3 separate regions of the Homo sapiens genome follow, and regions 2 and 3 are each linked to region 1. The links are chromatin loops, found by intact Hi-C in ENCODE. Cell type or tissue: OCI-LY7. All regions are shown on one strand.

The links. Peaks named below come from ENCODE experiments on the same cell type or tissue, not always from the same donor. Only the 100,000 strongest peaks of a DNase experiment are listed, where the experiment ranks them.
Region 2: a loop joins it to region 1, with 8 times the contacts of the local background. A loop is called at or near these places in 66 of 110 quality-filtered maps.
Region 3: it touches region 1 in a loop (3-fold over the local background); 11 of 110 quality-filtered maps call a loop at or near these places.

Annotation. Positions count from the first base shown.
Region 1 is chr5:36,395,596-36,400,595 of GRCh38, reverse strand. No RefSeq gene overlaps it. Among named protein-coding and RNA genes, the nearest start is that of RANBP3L, 96 kb to the right of the region's middle. In OCI-LY7, CTCF peaks have their summits at 2,038 and 2,242 (motif pointing right); DNase peaks (open chromatin) are centred at 2,245 and 4,375; H3K4me3 peaks cover 434 bases; H3K27ac peaks cover 2,036 bases.
Region 2 is chr5:36,263,615-36,268,614 of GRCh38, reverse strand. It overlaps RANBP3L (RAN binding protein 3 like), which reads left to right. Exons shown (of 14, transcript NM_145000.5): 5 at 3,095-3,166; 6 at 3,517-3,656. The region is part of intron 1 of LOC124900962 (a long non-coding RNA gene); the gene reads right to left. Among named protein-coding and RNA genes, the nearest start is that of NADK2, 24 kb to the right of the region's middle. In OCI-LY7, CTCF peaks have their summits at 2,811 and 3,020 (motif pointing left); a DNase peak (open chromatin) is centred at 2,984.
Region 3 is chr5:36,076,396-36,081,395 of GRCh38, reverse strand. No RefSeq gene overlaps it. Among named protein-coding and RNA genes, the nearest start is that of UGT3A2, 12 kb to the right of the region's middle. RefSeq lists an enhancer at 1,932-1,981. In OCI-LY7, CTCF peaks have their summits at 1,852 and 2,053 (motif pointing left); a DNase peak (open chromatin) is centred at 2,025.

The DNA.
Region 1 (5,000 bases):
TCCTGTCATTTGAATTCTGCTTTCCAACTTGGAATAACTTCCCATCACTGGGAAATGCTAAGGGGCAAAGAGAAATTGTGCTATAAACCAAAGGTAAAATTCCCCTTAGTTATTTGTTTCTTTGAATCCATAAGCCCAGCAAAAGTTTTCTGAGCACCTACTGATGCCAGGCAGCAGCTTGGAATGTGGGACTAATAGACACAATTCTTGGCTGCATGAGGTCCACAGTCTAACTAGGGAGACAGGCAGAGATGGATAAATACACTCAGTCCACAATACCCTAATGTCCATTTCAACCAACAATGTCTTCTTGCTGTTCCACATTATTGTTAGATTTAATATCCTGGGCCAGCAAAACTCACTTTGGCCAACATGGCACTCCCTCTTCTAATGATGCTAAACTCACAATAGAACTTTTTTATTCATGGTTTGGTTCAAAAACTTTATTCTTGGAGCTTTATAATAGTACTATTCAAACTCTTTTGATAATGTATTTTTCTTAGTAAATAATCTTTGAACTTACATATATATATATAAGTTCTTTATATGTATGGCTACTATTAACTAACTTCTCAAGGCACAATATGCACTGCAGGCAAGGTCATCATTAGCAACAACATTTATCAATCTGTATATTAAATCGTCTTGATTACTTCTATTTTAGGACATTCAATTAATTATTAGATGTTATGAGTTGGTCATTTTTTTTCTTTGTATTGTTTCTGAAAGGGTCACATTAGGAGTAAATGAACCTCTGCCATTGTATTTTGATAAGTTTATGAGATCGCATTATTGCAAATATCTTCAACCCACAGTTCCATGTGGAACTCCACTTTGTGAAGACAAGCTTAGTTAAAACAAGATGATGCATTTGTGGAGTCACTTAACTGGGCACACAAAAACTGCAAATGTCTCAGCAGCTCCAAAGCAGAGGAAGGATGAAGGGTGGCTGCCAACCCCACTGCTTTGTGGAAGTTCCACACCTTGCTGAGGACACCTCATGCCTCTCATAGGATCCTGACCTGCTGACGTACAGACAGAATATGTGAGAAATACAGGTAAAGTTGGTTGGTTTTCAAATTTTAGATAAACAGAAATAGAAGTTCCAATTTTTTCTTTCTGCTTCCTGCTGGATGATCTTGTGCTCCCTCAGAGCATATGCTACACACTTGGAGCCGACTCTCCAGTCCATCTTGTTAAAATAAGCAGCTCCACACACAGACTGTGCTCAACAGTAGCCCCCTTGCTTGCCCAGGAACACCATAGAGCTCAGGTGTGTTTCTGCTGTTTCTAATGTAGAAGCATTTTTATGAATGATGGGAAATTTGCTAGTCTTTTCTTATTCCCTTTGTCAATTGCAATTCAGTGTCCAGGAATTATTACCTGATATAAAAATTAAAAATGAACTTCATAGTTTAAAAAAGACATTTTTTAAAAACTCAACTTTGTGGTGGGGGGTAGAGGGAGGGAAGTGAAGGAAAAAGGGGTAGTTCCCTTGACACAGTTTTGGGGTCCATTTTCACGAGAAGAAAAAGGAAAGACAAGCTTTGTACATTAATCATTATATAATATCAAAACATTATTTTATATTAAAATACTCTTGCCATTTAACTCTATACACAAGAACTAAAAATCATTATTTTAGTGAAAGAGAGATGTAGTTCTATATATTCTTTTGTCCTCCTCTATCCCTTTTAGAATGCATCTAGAACAAGCATTCTTAATCTTTTTTGTACCATAAACCCATAGCTGTTTCGTTGTAAACTATAGACAACTTCTCAAAATATTCTTTGTGTGCCAAATATTAATAATATATATAGATTTTCAAAGAAAACCAATTATGCTGAAATATTCAAAAGTCATAAGGTTAAAATAGCAAATATATGAAATACTAATGCACGTGTTTTATACTAACTCATTAAGTAACGAGATCTAATGACAGGTCTATCAGAATTTCAAAGTAATGGTGAGTGTAAACAATACTTTTTGATATCTGCAATAATTATAATGTGATTTTTTAAATCTATAATTTCTACTGTTGACAACATTACTAATAATACTACTATGGTTAGTTGTCCATATTCATAATTGAAGAAAATCCTAAATATTAAATAGCAGTTTATAGAAATAAAAATGCAAGATTTTGCCCATCTAACTTCATGTACCCCTGGCCTTCTCAATAGTGGACCAAGGGAACTAACTTGTGGGTGTAATAGTCACATGCTTTCCAGAAGGTGTCAGACTTGCATTTTGGAAAATTGAAATCTACTTCCTTCTCTAATCCCCCCAAACCAACAAGTCTCCTGACTCACTTTCAAGATAGGTAATCCAGCAGCTGGAATCATTCAAAATTAGATGAAATATGCTTATTTCAAAGACAGACTAAGCACTTCAACAAAACAAATTCTACAAGGGCTAAGAAAGTGCTGTTTAAATGAAGAAGTTTTATAGCAAAGAACCGTCTAAAGAAACAGAATTGTTTTCCGGTCTTTTCAGTATGAAGAAAGGATTTATGTTGTCAGCAAGGATAGACATTGTGAAGTTTCTGAAAATACATCACAGAAAACTTATGGCTGAAGATAGATAATTTATATCCTCGTAGGAGTCCATACAGAGGAGGATTATAGAACAGAAGAGATACTGAAAATCCAGGCTATAGGCAGAGGCTTCTGGATACAAAGCAGGGATTAGGCTATGGCTCTTCCTTTCATCTGAGAATTCTTCACACTCTTCCGGAAAACAAAAGAATTTATTGGAAATCCAGTGCACGGAGTGAAAGATGCTTCCTAAAGAAGTCACTGTTCTTTTATGAACTACATGGGCTTCTAACATATCTAAGGCATATATTATGAATTATTTAGTGGATTTTCTTACATGAATGGGTAATCTACAAATGGGTAGATTCTGATTATGCATGTTGAATTTTGGGGAACTACTTCCCTTTCCCCCTGATTTTTGTATTACAATTTCTGACTGATCTTCATTTGAAAATGAGCCCTGTAATGGTCTGCACTGTTGTTCCAATGATCTGCTGACTCTAGAAAGGACTAATGTCAACTAATGTCAAGCTTGGCCAAGTGACTTGATTTGTTAATGAAATCTAAGCAGCAAGTGACGTGTCAGGCCCAAGCAGAAGTTTTAATAGTCACTGAGTATCTCTGCCATCTCTTTTTCTTTTTCCTCTGCCTTAGGAATGATATATCCCAGATCAAACTGCTTCTTAAGCTCGTGTTATGGAAGAAAAAGACATATGCAACATAATGGCAGCTCACTGCAGCTGAAGTAATATAAGTAAGGAAAAAGCCTTTATTGCTTTAGGCTACTGATGTTTGGAGGTTGGTTGTTTCACAACAAAGCATAGCAAAAACTGATTAATATAGACTCTAACTCTTTAATTTTCCATTTTCTCCCTCCCTTTCCTGGTTCAAGTAGTTATTTTATTATTTTTTTGTTTGAGAAGGAGTCTCCCTCTGTTGCCCAGGCTAGAATGCAGTGGCTCGATCTCTGCTCACTGCAACCTCAGCCTCCTGGATTCAAGAGCTTCTCCAGCCTCAGCCTCCTGAGTAGCTGGGATTACAGGCATGAGACACCAAGCCCGGCTAATTTTTGTATTTTTAGTACAGACAGGATTTCACCATGTTGGCCATGCTGGTCTTGAACTCCTGATCTCAAGTGATCTGCTTCCCTCGGCCTCCCAAAGTGCTGGAATTACAGGCATGAGTCACCGTGCCTGGCCTCAAGTAATCTTGATCTATAAACAAAACAAAAAGACAAATTTATTATGAGTGGCTCTATTTAACAACCACTTCTAAAATAAATAAGAAGGCAAAATCTTATCTTTCTCCTTCTTCAATCTTTCTGTTTCTTTGAAGTTTTATTTGCTTGCTTTTTTCCCCCCAGTCACTAAATCCCATCTGTTAGTGTGTGATTGGCTGTGGAAACTTTCTGGGTTCTTGTCAAAGAGAACATAACTATTTTATTTGGGGACAAGTTGCTGGCTCCTAGAAAAACCTTCTAGATCTCTTAAACTGGGCAGTCACAGTCTTGCTCTTTTTTCTATCATCTATATCTATAAGTCTATCTAAAGATAGACTTTTTTTATAAAGAGACAAAATTTCACTGACTGTATGTTCTAAATTTCAAGGCAGTCCCTATTTCAAATATCTCATCTTATTGACTCAATGGTAAGCACAAGCACCCAATTTTTTCTTCTAAGAATGCTTTAAGAAAATGTATGATTTGGCCAGGCACGGTGGCTCATGTCTGTAATCTCAGACCTTTGGGAGGCCAAGGTGGGCGGATCACTCGAGGTCAGGAGTTCGAGACCAGCCTGGCCAACAGGTGAAACTCTGTCTCTACTAAAAATACAAAAAAATTAGCCAGGCGTGGTTGGGGTGTGGGAGGCTGAAGTCACAGCTGCTCAGGAAGCTGAGGCAGGATAATCGCTTGAACCCGGGAGGCGGAGGTTGCAGTGAACCGAGACCACGCCACTGCACTCCAGCCTGGGTGACAGAGCGAGATTCCGTATCAGAAAAAAAAGAAGAAGAAGAAGGAGAAGGAGAAGGAGAAATGATTCTACTTATATAAAGTTAAAAAATATGCCAAATGAAATTATACTGTTAAGTAAGCACAGTGTTTATCTTTTGAGGAAGGACTAGAGTGGTAATTGGGAAAGGGCATGAGGGGGCTTTGAGCAGTGGTAGTGTTTTATTTCTTATCCTGCACGGATGGACAGATGAGTGTTCACTTTATAGTAATTTGTTTATATTTTTCATTTATGATAATTCATATATATATATAATAGTGTATTTTTCTGCATGATATATGACACTTCAGAATAAAAAATTTTAAAATTATAGTAATTATAGCCAATAGTCTACTGAAAACACATGAAATTAAATGCTTGAGAATTAACAAACTCTAACTTAGATGCCGATTTTGTTGTGTAACAGAGAAAAACACAATCTCACCCATCCTGGCTTTCTTGAGCTAGGAATCAA
Region 2 (5,000 bases), 130 kb after region 1:
ATGCTGAAAGCACTCCAGGGATTCCTTTCATAATGAGCTCTATGCCTTCCACCTTGTAATACAGCATCTATGTATATATTTTTCCTCCACTGTGAGTTCCTCGAGGTCATCTTCATGGTTGATAGTGTCTTACATATGGTGACCACAAAATAAATATTTACTGTTGAATGGAATTGAATGGAAATTAATTTATCATCTTCATCAGATGTACTCATTTTTATTAATAGAAATAAAAAGATTTTTCTAAATTAGTGATACAGAAATTTTTCCAAAACAGCAAAACTCCAAATGAAAACAAAACAAAAAACCCACTTTCTTACTGACTTTAGTTTGCAATCTGCTTTTAGTGTCAACCTTGTCTCAGAAGCAAATGAGATGTTCATCCGTCACTAACCTCCCAACCTTCCCCCATTCTGGGCCAGGTAATAAAGAGTTTCTAGAACCTCAAGCCTGACACTGACTTTTCAAAATCATTCTTATTAATGATGACTTTTCTTTTTTAGCGATCATAAAATGCTGACACTTTAGAAATAAACAGAGGCCTTAGCAAAGTATGCATCGAAGAATACCTTATGAATTCTAACTTCACAAATTCTGAGTATATGTTTTTACCTTTGGTAGAAAGTTTGAACTTCATGTTTTTTTAGGATTTCACATTTATAACAGTATTATTTTATTTAAGGCAGCCCTATAAAAGTAAAAACAATTTGCATTATTTTACTTACTATTGTCCATCTACATAGTTTATAATGTAATAGCATTTAAAACATGCAATTATGCTTTAGATTCATATTTTAAGCTTAGCATAGAAATCCATTAAAATTTCCACTAATTAAAACATTACTCCTCTTTACTTGAAATTTATAATGTTTTGCTTAGTAAAACTGTTTTATCATAATAAAATATTTGAAATGGTTGGCATTTTCTCCACATTAAAATGATCTCTATTCTCATGTTTTTATTTCTACTAAACAATCAATTGCCTTTTCCAAGTTAAGTTTGCCACTAAGAAAGAAAAATTACAAACTACTCACTTCATTTGAATTGATCCCCCTCTACCCAGGAACTACAGAGTTTTTTCTTTCTTTCTTTCTTTTTTTTTTTTTTGAGACGGAGTCTGGCTCTGTCGCCCAGGCTAGAGTGCAATGGCGTGATCTCAGCTTACTGCAACCTCTGCCTCCCGGGTTTAAGTGACTCTCCTGCCTCAGCCTTCCAAGTAGCTGGGACTACAGGCGCACACCACCCATGCCCAGCTAATTTTTGTATTTTTAGTAGAGATGGGGTTTCACCATTTCGGCCAGGATGGTTTTGATCTCTTGACCTCGTGATCCGCCCACCTCGGCCTCCCAAAGTGCTGGGATTACAGTCGTGAGCCACCATGCCTGGCCTGAACAACAGAGTTTTTCAATGAATAAATCTGTATTCTTATTAATAATTGCAGGCATGACTGAGCAACAGTATATCAAGTAACTTTCAGATGCAGAAGAGACACCTTTTAGTGTCTCTAGTCCTTCTAACCTGACTGACAAGCTCAGACATTAAGAGAAACAGAGATCCTGGCTGGGCGTGTTGGCTCATGCCTGTAATATCAGCACTTTGAGAGGCCAAGGCAGGCAGATCTCTGCAGGCCAGGAGTTCGAAACCAGCGTGGCAAACATGGTGAAACCTGGTCTCTGCTAAAAATACAAAAATTAGCCGGGCATGGTGTTGCACGCCTGTAGTTCCAGCTACTTGGGGCGCTGAGGCAAGAGAATCGCTTGAACCCAGGAGGCAGAGGTTGCAGTGAGCCAAGGTCATGCCACTGCACTCCAGCTTGGATGACAGAGAGAGACTCAATCTCAAAGAAAAAAAAAAAAAGTGAGAGAGACATAGAAATAGAGATCCTAATCCCAGAGGCAAAGGTGTTCTGTTTTATTGTATTTATACATAAAACAAAGGAACGACTTTAAGTTATCTATGCACGTGCTTTAATTCATTTTTTACTGGACACTCACACAAAAAGAAAGATTATCATTCTGTTTTATGTTGTGCAGAATGTTAGTGGTGTTCAGCAGGAGAAAAATATGGCTCTTTTTTTGTTGATGTTCAATAATAAAGATCATAAAAAACATTAAATTGAACTCTGAAGTAGAGAAGGGATTCTACCCCAACATTTATAACACCTTAAAGAATACTTTGAAGAAGCAATTATTCTTTTCTCATTTTCATTAAATGCCAAAGGTTGCTGTTTCTGCAATTTGCAATGAAGAGGAGATCCCTTTGAAATGTATAGAAATTCTATACTCGGAGCCACCACCACAGTCTTACCCCACCAACATGTTTGTAGAAAAATAACTTAGCAGATTTGTCATCTTTACTTCTTTCTTCAGGTATACTCATTAAAAAGTCAGGGAGTGTGGGCAGACTTTGCTAACAGTTTTATAATATTCTATAAGAGCTATATATTAATGCCGGAGGGTTCATTACCAATTCAGATTTTGTAGTCTGTAGAATTTCTGACAGTGCACTATTTAAAGATTCAAAAAAAAGACTGCCTTTTCTGCTAGTCACCTAATTTTCACTTAGATATCTGAAAGTAAACAGAACTATGTAGCAGGACGCATCCGGCAATATCTTTTTTTTTTTTTTTTTTTTTTTGAAATGGAGTCTCGCTCCTGTCACACAGGCTGGAGTGCAGTGGTGCGATTTCAGCTCACTGCAACCTCCACCTCCTGGGTTCAAGAGATTCTCCTTCCTCAGCCTCCCGAGTAGCTGGGATTACAGGCACCTGCCACCACGCCCGGCTCATTATTTTTTGTATTTTTAGTAGAGACGGGGTTTCGCCATGTTGGCCAGGCTGGTCTCGAACTCCTGACCTCAGGTGATCCACCCGCCTTGGCCTCCCAAAGTGCTAGGATTACAGGCGCGAGCCACCGCGCCTGGCTGGCAATCCCATTTTTCGCAGAGCCAGTGCTCCAGAGGGCACTACCTACTACTCTGTTAGTGCCAATTGCGACATCTGCTGGTGAGTTCGGAATGGGATTGTTAAGCCCCAAATAGTGTAGAATCTGACACTCTTCTGTATTTAAAAAAATTTAAATATTTTTTCTTACAGTGAGGAAAAACAATGTTTTTATGACATCAGCTCTTGTGCAAAGTAGTGTTGATATAAAGAGTGCTGAACAAGGTATGTAGCTTCTATTTCAAGAACCTCAGAAATTGTATATTTTACCACCTATATTTTCATCTCCCTATATGTGTGCGTGTGTTGGGGGCATGGAGGTAGGTCAGAGTGACAAAACATGAAGAAATAATGCAAGTAAGCCAGGTTTCATGATCAAAATGAATAGTTATTGGGCAAAAGCTAGGCAGGGTGTGAATGTTGGGGAACTCAATGGTTATTTTGACTTGGATTAATTAACGCTAGTCCCTCATTTAAACATGACTTTAGAAAATAAGAATTATATTAATTAAAAATAGGGAGTAAAGGAATATTTCAGTAAACATATATTTATCCTTTAATTCTATTCTTTTAAGGTCCTGTGAAACATTCTAAACATGTTATTAGACCTGCTATTTTGCAGCTACCTCAAGCTCGAAGTTGTGCAAAAGTAAGAAAAACATTTGGACACAAGGCACTGGAATCTTGCAAGACTAAAGAAAAAACAAATAATAAGGTGAGAAAGCCCAGGATAACGGAACTGACCTCAATCCCTCATCTTTCTTTTTGCAGGTTGTTTGGGGCCCCCATATCCAGAAATAGGAGTTGTCTGAGCTTTGTTTTGTTGTTGGGCTAGATAGCATAAAGCCCTTGGTAAACTTTTCAAAGTTGTACTCTGACATTGGAGAGTTGTAGTCTCACAAATCTGTGGTCTCTCTAAAGTTGTAAAGTTGAGTACTGGGTAGTGGAAATCTGGGGGTCTTGTGCCAGAGCAATGACCCTGTGTGAGAATGGGGACAGCAATGAGGGAGCCAGGGGCCAGAGTCAGTAGTCAAAAAAGAGGCAGGGATTTTCTCTACATCGCCAACTGGTCAACATCACAGTGTATCGTTGCCAGTTTAGGTCATACCAGAGGTTCATTTCAGAGCCAAATTCCAGTATAACAGGAGCAGAGAACTCCCTATACAGTGTAGTTGGGAGGGTTTGGGAAGCCTCTAGAGACAGATAAGAATTCTAACTTCCAACTATGTAGTGTCTGAATCACTCTTTGTAGGCCTTTCTAAACAGACAGTAACTTACACAAGCCGTGCAGATATGGGTTTGGGGATATATTCAATTGCTGTAGTGCTACCTGTCTTCCAGCAGAAGCAGACACAGGAGGAATAGGACTCAAGATAGGTAGGTTGGAATTTGAGAGTTATTCCATCTTAGCCATTTGTTTCCAGCTGAACTACTGAGGATTGGTCACATAGTTTCGCTTTGTTTTCCCTTAGTGAACATAAGGACAGAAACACGGAAGTGTAAAAAAATACCAGATTGGTACTAATCTTGCCTCTGCTGCTATCTTTGTTTATCTAAACAAAGCACCCATTCAACATCTTTTTATATCAGCAAAGTAAGGGACTTGAACTTGATCAGCACTTTCCAATATTTTTATATTCCTAAACTCTTTACTTTGTAAGATATTATTTGGAGAGATCCATTATGAATTTAAAAAATCATTTCATCATTTATGCATGCTATATAAGTAATTTTTAAGTAAAACATGTCTTCAATTTTAGATAAGTATATTATTGTTTTCACTTAAATATAATGTAATAATTATCACCATGTTACATAATTCCTTACTTTTATTTAAGAAGTGAAGTGGCCAGGCGTGGTGGCTCACTCTTTTAATCCTAGCACTTCGGGAGGCCGAGATGAGTGGATCTCTTGAGCTAAAACGTTCCAGACAAGCCTAGGCAATATAGTAAAACACTGTCTTTACAAAAAATACAAAAATTAGCTGGGCATGGTGGCATGTGCCTGTAGTCCTAGCTTGAACCCGGGAAGTGGAGGTTGCAGTGAACCGAGATGGTAC
Region 3 (5,000 bases), 320 kb after region 1:
TGGTGAAAAAATAACTCTATTTCTTTTCCCTAAAGTCAGGAACATGACAGGCAGGTCCACTCTCGCCATTTCCTTTCAACATTATATGGAAGTCCATGGAATGCAATTAGGCCAAAAAATAAAATAAAAAAGAAAGAATAAAACTCTTGGCAGATTATGCATTTAGGTACATGGAAAATCCAAGGGAATCACAAATGGTTCAGTAAACTCTCAGTACCAGGTCTGGTTTTACAGCTATTACTAAATGAACCCAACCTTGTCATAGGATAAAAGGTCAGTTTACAAATATCAATTGTATTTCTATATACCAGAAATAAACAATTGAAAATTGACATAAAATGTCATAGTACATTTTATAATAATCATAAAACAAAATCTTTTAAATAAATTAAATGATCTGTACACTGAAAACTATAAAACCTTGGAAAAAATTGAAGAGGATGTAATTAACTGGAGATGGATTGGAAGAATTAACATTGTGAAGAAATCAATTTACCCAAATTGATGTCTAGATTCAATTAAATCTTGAGAAAACTATAAAATTACTATATAATTATACTATAAATGTCTTTGTTAAAATTAACAAGTTGTTTGCAATGTGGAATAGGAGAACTTCAGAAAAATTAGAATTCCAGATTTCAAGATTTACTTTAAAGCTACTGTGATTAAGGCAGTATAATATTAGAATAAGGCTATCAAGGTCGATCAATGAAACAGAATAGTAGTATTCAGAAATAACCCCACAAAAAATGATCTTTTGTTTTATGACCAAAACCCCAATACAATGTGGAAATAAAAGTTAAAAAATTTTTCCCAATAAATGTTGCTGAAGCAATTATATACCCACATGGAAAAAATGCCCAGCACTGTACATAGAAAATTTGAAATGAATCATAGACTGAAGTATAATAGATAAATCAATAAAGATTCTGGAAAAAAACAAGCGATGTATTTTTGAACTCAGAATATGCAAGGTATTTTTTATTGGACAGTATGAAAAGCACTAATCTAAACATAAAAAAATAAATACCTTAGAATTATGAATAGGAAATTCCATTAATCAAAAGATACCGTTAGGCGAATAAAGGACCAGTCATATACTGGGAGAAGACAGCACCCAATGTATATTGAACAAAGGACTCTGATCGAGAATATATATAAATTCCTACAAAAAATAAGACAAAACAAAAAAAATCCCACATAATTTGAAAAATGACAAAATACTTGCTTAGGCATTTCATAAACAAGGCTACCCAAATTGCCAATAATATATTTCAAAAGTATGCAACATCATTGGTAATCAGGAAAATGCAAATTAAAACAAGGAGATATTAATAACTAACACTAAAAAGACTTACTGACAATTCCAGATTTGGGAAGGCTGTGGGGCAAGTTGAACTCTCATACATTGCTGGTGGTAGTGGAAACTGGTACAATCCTTAGAAGAACTCTTTAGTAATATCTAAGAAAGCTTAACCTACCCTACCTTGTGATCAAGGAATTCCACTCCTAGATTCATACCAAGATAAATGAATGCACATTTCCAACAAAAGGCATGCATAAGAATGTTCATTGTAGCTTTATTTATGATGGTAAGAGCTGGTAACAATCAGATTCTCATTAACAATAGAATGGGATGAAGGGTGGGGTCCAACTTCCCCTCCCTATATGGAGCAGCCGTGCCCCGGCAACTGAGGACAGACCATGAAGTTTCCTGCTCTGGACTGGGGGAAGAAATTCTGCCCTGACCCCCATACTAGTGGTATCCCTCAGAGAGGTCAATCTGTGGTGTACAGCTACACTGTGGCCGGGAACCAAAGAACAAAGCCTTTGTAAACAGGTCATGAGCCCTGTGACGGGGCATGATATGGAAGCAGATCGTGTTCCTGCCAGCTCAGGACAAGGAGCTGATGCACTTTCTGCTCCACCTTCCCGTGAGACTTCAGCATACTCCAACAGGATCTCTTTCTGCCATCCTCATCAGGGAGGGCACGTACACTAGGCATCAGCCTACCTGGTAGCTCTTACTTTTTATCGCCATCTACTGGGCTCCATCTGAACTCCACCACTAAACAAAAAATACATAGCTACAGCAAACAGCATCTGAGATAGCTTGTGGATAGGTTCCACCGCCTAGAACCCATCCACAACCAAGGAACCCGTACAGAATACTTGTCTCCTGAAAGCACCTAGAAACTAAGCCAAATGATCATACACAATATGCACCACAGTCATACACCCCCAAGGGAAAAAATTAAAAAATGAAAAAGCCTCACCCAAATGATAGCAAATTCAAAAAAAGAAGTTACAGCATCTTTGGATGAGAAGGAATCAGCACAGGAACTCCAGTAGTACAAAAAGCAACAGTGTTTTACACTTCCAAAGGATCACACCAGCTACCTAGTAATGGATCCTAACTAGACGGAAATGTCTGAAATGAAAGGTAACTCAAAATATGAATTGCAAGGAAACACAATGAGATCCAAGAGCAAGTTGAAATCTAATACAAAGAAACCAGAAAAATGATCCAGGATATGTAAGTTGACATAGTTATATTAAGGAAGAACCAAACAGAATTTCTGGAATAGAAAAATTCACTACAGAGATTTCAAAATACAGCTGGAAGACATAACAATAGAAAAAACTAAGCAGAAGTGATGGCAGCGGCAGCTCCAGATGGCCTGCCGCTGCCATCACGCAGGCTGCAGTAGAGGGGTGTGGACGGGGTTGCACGACCAAGGAGCAGGCAGGAGCCGCAGCCCCACGGAGCAGGCAGGAGTCGCACGCCCCATGGAGCAGGCAGATCTAAGCCTCCCTGTGCTCTTGAGGTCCAGGAGCAGGCAGGAACCCTGCCCTCCTGGGTGCCACTGCAGCTGCCCAAACCACAGCTGCAGATCCAGGCTAAAAGGAGTTCTGAGCATGGAACAATACCTGCTACAACAAAAGCACGTGTAAGTAAAGCCCATAGACTCTACATAAAACAACTACATAATAGAAACTACAAAGCAACTAGCTAACAACTAGCAACTGGCTAATAATACCACAATAGAAACAAAACCTCACATATCAATATTAACCTTGAGTGTAAATGGCCTAAATGCGCTCCTTAAATGACATAGAATGGCAATATGGATAAAAAACAGATTTAACCCTCTGCTGCCTTCATGACATCCATCTCACGTGTTCAAAATAAAAGGATAGAGAAAGATCTATCACTGAAATGGAAAATGAAAAGAAGCAGGGGTAGCAATTCTTGTATCAGATAAAACGGACTTTAAACCAACAATAGTAAAAGAGAACAAAGAAGGGCATTATGTAATGATAAATGGTTCCATTCAACAAGATGATTTAACTATCCTAAATATATAGGCATTCAATATTGGAGCACCCAGATTTATAAGACAATTACTTCCAGAAGTAAGAAAGGAGATAAACAGCCATATAATAACATAATAACAGCATTAGACAGATCACAGAGACAGAAAACTAACAAAGAAATTCTGGACTTAAATTTGATACTTGACCAAACAGAACTAATAGACATCTGGTGAATACTCCAGCTAACAACCACAGAATATATGTTATTCTCATCTGTGCACAGAACTTTCTCAAAGATTAACCACATGCTCAGTCATAAAGCAAATCCTAACCAATTTAAAAAAATGAAATTGCACCAAGCATCATCATGCACCGCAGTGGAATAAAATTAGAAATCAATACCAAGAGGAGCTCTGAAAACCACACAATTACATGGAAACTAAACAACTTGTTCCTGAAAGACTTTAGGGTACATAATAAAATTAAGAGAGAAATAAAAAATTATTTGAAATGAATGAAAATAGAGGTATAATATACCAAAATCTCTGGAATACAGCAAAAGCAGTGGTAAGAGGAAAGTTTATAGTGCTAAATGCCTACATCAAGATAGAAAAATCTCAAATTAACAATTTAATGTTGCACCTGAAAGAACAAGAACAAGAACAAACAAAAGAACAAGAACAAACATACAAGAACTAAACTCAAAGCTAGCAGAAGAAAAGAAATAACTAAAATCAGTGCAGAAACAAATGAAATTGAGACCCCCAAAGCCATAAAAAGGATCAATGAAATAAAAAGTTAGTTGTTTGAAAGGATAAACAAGATTGATAGACCACTAGCTAGATGCAGGGAAAAAAGAGAGAAGATACAAATAACTACAATCAGAAAGGGCAAAGGTGACATTACAACTGATTCCACAGAAATATAAAAGATCCTCAGAGACTGCTATGAACATCTGTATGGGCACAAACTAGAAAATTTAGAGTAAATGCATAAATTCCTGGAAATACCCAGCCTCCCAAAGTTGAACCAGGAAGAAATGGAAACCATGAATAGACCAATAATGAGTTTTGGAGTTGTATAAGTAATAAAAATTAACCCACTATAAAAAATTCGGCCAGGTGCAGTGGCTCATGTCTGTAATCCCAAAACTTTGGGAGGCTGAGATGGGTGGAATGTTTGAACCCTGGAATTTGAGACCAGCCTGGGCACCAATGTGAAATCTCATCTCTACAAAAAATACAAAAATTAGCCATGTATGGTGGTGTGTGCCAGTAGTCCCAGCTACTTGGGAGGCTGAGGTGGGAAGATTTCTTGAGCCCAGGGAGTCAAGGCTGCAAGAAGCTGTGATCACTCCACTTCACTGCACCCTGGGTGACAGAGTGAGACCGTTTTTTTGTTGTTTTTGTTTTCGTTAAAAAACAAAACATCCTGCTCCATCCTGGAGCAGATGGATTTATAGCTGAATTCTAACAGACATACAAAGAAGAGCTGGTGCCAATGTTACTGAAATTATTCCAAAAAGTAGAGGAGGAGGGATTCCTCCATAACTCATTCTAAGAAACCAGTGTCATCCTGATACAACATCTTTCAAGGACACAACAAAAAAAGGAAACTATAGGCCAATATCGCTGGTGAACAAAGATGCAAAAATCCTAAACAAAATACCTGCAAAGCGAATC